Linked DNA regions of Homo sapiens: region 1 is linked to region 2. The links are chromatin loops, found by intact Hi-C in ENCODE. Cell type or tissue: heart left ventricle. All regions are shown on one strand. Links, peaks and the distances in the headings refer to the core of each region. The heading gives the core; the rest is flanking DNA. Region 1 overlaps ANKRD55 (ankyrin repeat domain 55). Region 2 has its middle 80 kb from the start of IL6ST-DT.

Region 1 (2,806 bases), core at 242-2,741, 100 kb before region 2:
ATTCTGAAAACAGAGAAGCATTTCAGTACAGGTGGCCACTTTTTCAGCAAGAGTTTGTGCAATCCAAGGCTGGGTACTGTTGCTGCCCCTTAACACCTGCCACCCCCTATAAAAGTGTGCTGAACCCATCTGCCTAGATAGAGCGGCTTTCCAAAGGCACTCCTAGATTCTACATGGTTCAAGCCAAGTCAGGATAAATCTGCCTGTTATGTCTTAAATTATGCTGATCCCTGACACAGTCATAAGCAATTTTTATCATCTACCCAAAATGTTTTACTCAGCCAATTATTGCAAAATTGCAGAAGATTGAAAAGAGCCAGTAAAAAAAATACATAGTTTATAGAGATGTAGCAACAATCAGCTTCATCTCCCTTCAGTCCCATACAAACAGCTGGGTTTGTATTGCAAATAGCAAAATAAATGAACAGGCCAATAAAGCCTGCTCATCAGTTTCATGGGTCACACATGTTTAAAGGCTGTTGAAATGTCTCATTCCAGGATGCACGCCCTTGATGCATGCGGTTTCTGGACGTCAAGCGGACACAGTGAAGCTGCTGTTGAAGATGGGAGCCAATATTAACATGCAGGATGCTTATGGCCGCACAAGTTTATGCCTGGCCACCTACCTGGTACTGACTTGTGCCTGTCACAGGGTGGAAGGAGCAGGGTAGGCGAAGGGTGTCATTATGGGGTCCCAGTTGCAAAGGAGCATTCTTGGATCTATGCAGCTGGCTAAAGGAGCTGGAACTTGAAGCTTTACTCCAATCATCTTCAACGTTTATATCCCCACTTAGAGTTGGTTTCATGAATTTGGGCCATTTTGGATCTTCCTAACAATCCTCTAAGATAGAGGTGATATGGCCATTAGGGAAACATTCTTTTCTATCTTAATGGCATCAGAATTTCTCTTGGGATATTTCTGGACACACTTGGTGCTTCTAAAAACAATCTCCCTAAATAACCCCAACAGGGTGGGAATACTGTGAAGATCCAATTAACATCTGTGGGGTAGGATTGGTTGAGTAGAAGCTTGAGGCTAAGGAATGTGGAGAACAACGAGAACTGGGGAAGGTGGTGGGAGGGACTGGAAGATAAAGAACAGGGGAGACAAAGCAGGCTCTTAAAGGGACAACGCCAAGCAGATGACTCAGCCCACAATCAGGGCTCAATTTAACAACTGTGTCATAATACTAGTCCTCACCGGTAGAGATTTCAGTTCAGCATTTCCCAACATTAGAGCAAGCCTGGTTAAGCCTTACTGAAAATCCTCAAGACCCTCTCCTCTCAAACTCTTCCTGCAATCCTTTTGGGAGGTCCTAGGGGTGCCTTGAGTCCATGTCAAACAAGTCCTAACCACCACATGGAGGTCATCCTTTTTCTTCCTCTCCAGAGAGGTACCCAGAAATCTTCACTATGACCACCATTGCTACCAGTGCAGCTTCTTGCATTTGCTATGGCTTGCATTTGCTATTGCTGCCCACTGATGGTGGTGAATTCACTCTGGACCAGCCCCATTGAGGGTGTCCTGCTGAATTAAATCACTTCCCTTTCCCAAACACCACCCCTTTCTGCCATGACCTATCATAGATTGCAATGAAGCATTGCCCAAGTCTCACAGAGATTTCCTTTAGAGCCTACTTTTTCATTTTCTATTTGTGCTCTCTCTCTAGAACTCACATGCAAATCTGGGAAGAAATTTTCAAACTGTGGTCCACAGATCTTTTGTGTCAATATCCCTTGGGGTGCTTGTTTCAAATGCAAATGCCAGGCTGGTCTGATGGTAGAGGGTTATCAGAACTTATTCACATTAGTGTCAAATGCAGGTACCAGGGGTATACCCTAGACCTTCTGAGTCAGATACTCTGGGAGCAGGACTGGGGTAGTTGGTGTTGGGGGAGTCTGCATGTTGAACAAACCTCCTTGGCAATTTTTTTTTTTTTTTTTTTTTTTGAGACAGAGTCTCACTCTGTCACCAGGCTGGAGTGCAGTGGTGCGATCTCAGCTCACTGCAGACTCTGCCTCCCAGGTTCAAGCGATTCTCCTGCCATAGCCTCCCAGGTAGCTGGGACTACAGGCATGCACCACCACACCCAGCTAATTTTTGTATTTTTAGTAGAGACAGGGTTTCACCATGTTGGCCAGGATGGTCTCGATCTCTTGACCTCATGATCTGCCCGCCTCAGCCTCCCAGGCGATTTTTAAAAACTTGCCCATCAAGTTTAAAAGCCACTGGTCTGTGCATATTAGCCGAAGTCCCATATCTCAGACAGACATATGGCTGTCCTCCTAGCCCCCTCCCTTCTAGCACATGCCTTAAGAACTGCTCTTGCTATGGACTTTTCCAGTGTCTGAGCTGAAGAAAAGAGAAAACTGGGATAAGGGGGTAGAGGAAGGGCATAGAAGGGGTTTCTAAAGTTGACTGCCACTAGCAAATAGAATGTAGTGAAAGCAAACTGTCCCCCTTTCAAAGTTCAAAAATTCAAAATTTTACATTTCTTTGACTAGAGAGCTATGCAAGGGACTGGGAAGAAGTACTCCTCTAAATCACGGTGAATAATGATGGACACCCTTGGAGCCTGGAAAGTTGACACCTTTGCAGACAACTCTTTCTAGGAATATATTCTAAGGGCTGCATGAGAAGAGTCTGCCAGCAGGACACCATGTGGTGCCACCTTTTTAACTCTGCCCCCATCTCCCTGTGGCTCCCCAAGGCAGGACCCTCCATTGTTCTGCTGGGGCTCACGGGAAGCAGTTGTCCTGGGGACTGCACTGTGAAGCTTATCCCTCCCTCCTGGCAATGTTCAAA
Region 2 (2,806 bases), core at 205-2,704:
GCTCACTGCAGCCTCAACCTCCTGGGCTCAAGCAATCCTCCTACCTCAGCCTCCCAAGTAGCTGGGACTAAAGGTGCACACCAGCATGCCCCACTGATTTTTTAACTTTTTTTTTGTAGAGATAAGGTCTCACTTTATTGCCCAGGCTGGTTTTGAATTCCTCGCCTCAAGCAATCCTCCTTCAGCATCCCAAAGTGCTGGTATTACAGGCATGAGCCACCTCCCCTGGCAAAATCCAGTTTTTTTTTCTTCAGGAGATAACAGTTTATTGTGAAGGGCAAGCAGAACACGTGGAAAAGGGGATACGGGAAAGAGAGTCATCAGAGGAGGTGGCAACCTAGCTTAATACACCCCTGGAGTGGCGTAAAATCTGAGAGGGGGAGAACAAGTTTTCTGAGGGTCTCTGTATAGGGGTCACTGGCCAACAAAACCTTTTCTTTTCTTTTCTTTTTTTTTTGAGATGGAGTCTCCCTCTGTTGCCCAGGCTGGAGTGCAGTGGTGCAATCTCAGCTCACTGCAAGCTGTGCCTCCCGGGTTCACGCCATTCTCCTGCCTCAGCCTCCCAAGTAGCTGGGACTACAGGCACCCACCACCTCGCCCGACTAATTTTTTGTATTTTTAGTAGAGACGGGGTTTCACAGTGTTAGCCAGGACAGTCTCGATCTCCTGACTTCATGGATCCACCCGCCTCGGCCTCCCAAAGTGCTGGGATTACAGGCGTGAGCCACCGCGCCTGGCCTCAACAAAGCCTTTTCTCAGAAAAGACAAAACTGGGTCACCACAAGGTGAAGATGGCCTTAACAGTGACAGAGAGACTGCTGGGCAGGCCCAAAGTTTAAGGCAGGGGCTGGTAGCCCTCCCCAGCCAATCTCTTCACCCATCCTGGTGCCCCACTTTCCTAACCCAAAGGCCCTGGCCTTGAGTTCCAGATCCCTGTTCTGCTTTCAGGAAAGAGCTCCACAGTAAATCTCTACCCCTGCTTGGGGCCCCAGGGTCCAGATATTTTTTCAAACAACACTTAATTCTCCTTAAATGCAACTAATCCACTTCCTATGAGTGCCTTGACCTAACAAGAGGCAGGCAAGACCAGTGAGGAACTAGAGACATTCAAGATCAGCAGGTTAAATATGTCCTCACAGTTCCCAGGCAGCGTTCCCCACAGCCCAGCTCATGATCCAGGACCCTACTGCTTCCAAAAGGAATAACAGAGACATCTGGAGATCATCTAATGCGCTTGGTTAAAGGAAAAAAGAGGCCATAAATTACTCAGAAGACCTTTCACAATGGCCTTAGAACAGTTGGAATACTGCCACAGAGAGGTTTGAAAGGAAACTTGGAGAACTTCTGGTCCAACCTTCCACCCAGCATGGAATCCCTTTTACTTCACAGTTTATGCCAAATTGATCCATCAGAGAGTGTGTTACTGTTTCTCCTAAGGAGAGGCCACACATGTGATTACAGTTAGTCTGCAAACTGAGACATTGGCACTGGAGACTGATGATCAAGAAAAAAGCAAAACAAAACAAAATGAACTTTGTTTCACACCCAGATCTTTCTTTGCTAAGGAAAATACTTTTCAAGTTTATTTTCCCAATGTTGGAATGTGAACTAAAGGGATCTGAAGCTTTTCTGGCTAGGGACAATCCTTCAACTTTAGGTAAAATGCAGCCACCTTAGATTGGGTTAGGTCCTAAAGGTAAAAAATGTGTATGCTCAATTTTAAGATCCCTTTAATTTCCCTAAAAGTAAGATATAGAGTCAGAGTTTCTTCCAGTATTTGAACCTAGTTCCATGTCCTGCTTGCCCTGTGTTGTTGTTGTTGTTGTTGTTGTTGTTGTTGTTGTTGTTGTTTTAGAGACAGAGTCTCACTCTGTCTCCCAGGCTGGAGTGCAGTGGCATGATCATAACTCACTACAGCCTCAAACTCCTGGACTCAAGCAACCCTCCTCCCTCAGCCTCCTAAGTAAGCTGGGACAACCAGCATGCACTACCATGCCCAGCTAATTTTTTAAAAAATTTTTTGTAGAAACTGGGTCTCACTATATTGCCCAGGCTGGTCTAGCACTCCTAGGCTCAAGTGATCCTCCCACCTCGGCTTCCCAAAGTGTTGGAATTACAGGCATGAGCCACCTTGCAGCCAATGTTGTATTTTTTAAAAAGAAGCAGGGCGTGGTGGCTCACACCTGTAATCTTGGCACTTTGGGAGGCTGAGTCAGGAAGATCGCATGAAACCAGGAATTCCAGACCAGCCTGAGCAACATAGCAAGACCTCCATCTCTACAAAACATAAAAAATAACCAGGCATGGTGGCATGCCCCTGTGGTCCCAGCAGCTCAGGAGGCTGAGGTGGAAGGATCACTTGAGCCCAGGAGGTTGAGGCTGCAGTAAGCCATGATTGTACCTTGCACTCCAGACTGGGCAAGAGAGTGAGACAAGAAAGAAAGAGAGAGGCTGGGTGCGGTGGCTTACCCCCTGTAATCCCACCACTTTGGGAGGCCGAGGCAGGCAGATCACCTGAGGTCAGGAGTTCGAGACCAGCCTGACCAACATGGAGAAACCCTGTCTCTACTAAAAACACAAAATTAGCCGGGTGTGGTGGTGGACGCCTGTAATCCTAGCTACTCGGGAGGCTGAGGCAGGAGAATCGCTTGAACCTAGGAGGTGGAGGTTGCAAGATTGTGGAGCCGAGATTGTGCCATTGCACTCCAGCCTGGGTAACGAGCAAAACTCTGTCTCAAAAAAAAAAAAAAAAAAAAAAGAAAGGAAGGAAGGAAGGGAGAGAAAGAGAGAGAGAGAGAGAAATTCA

The links. Peaks named below come from ENCODE experiments on the same cell type or tissue, not always from the same donor. Only the 100,000 strongest peaks of a DNase experiment are listed, where the experiment ranks them.
Region 1: it touches region 2 in a loop (1.8-fold over the local background); 11 of 110 quality-filtered maps call a loop at or near these places.

What each region holds. Positions count from the first base shown.
Region 1 is chr5:56,173,975-56,176,780 of GRCh38, reverse strand. ANKRD55 (ankyrin repeat domain 55) reads left to right here. Exons shown (of 12, transcript NM_024669.3): 4 at 499-629. Among named protein-coding and RNA genes, the nearest start is that of ANKRD55, 58 kb to the left of the region's middle. In heart left ventricle, for the core only: no CTCF peak of the experiment used is centred there; no DNase peak of the experiment used is centred there; H3K27ac peaks cover 899 bases.
Region 2 is chr5:56,074,024-56,076,829 of GRCh38, reverse strand. No RefSeq gene overlaps it. Among named protein-coding and RNA genes, the nearest start is that of IL6ST-DT, 80 kb to the right of the region's middle. RefSeq lists an enhancer at 2,361-2,806. In heart left ventricle, for the core only: no CTCF peak of the experiment used is centred there; a DNase peak (open chromatin) is centred at 1,162; H3K27ac peaks cover 618 bases.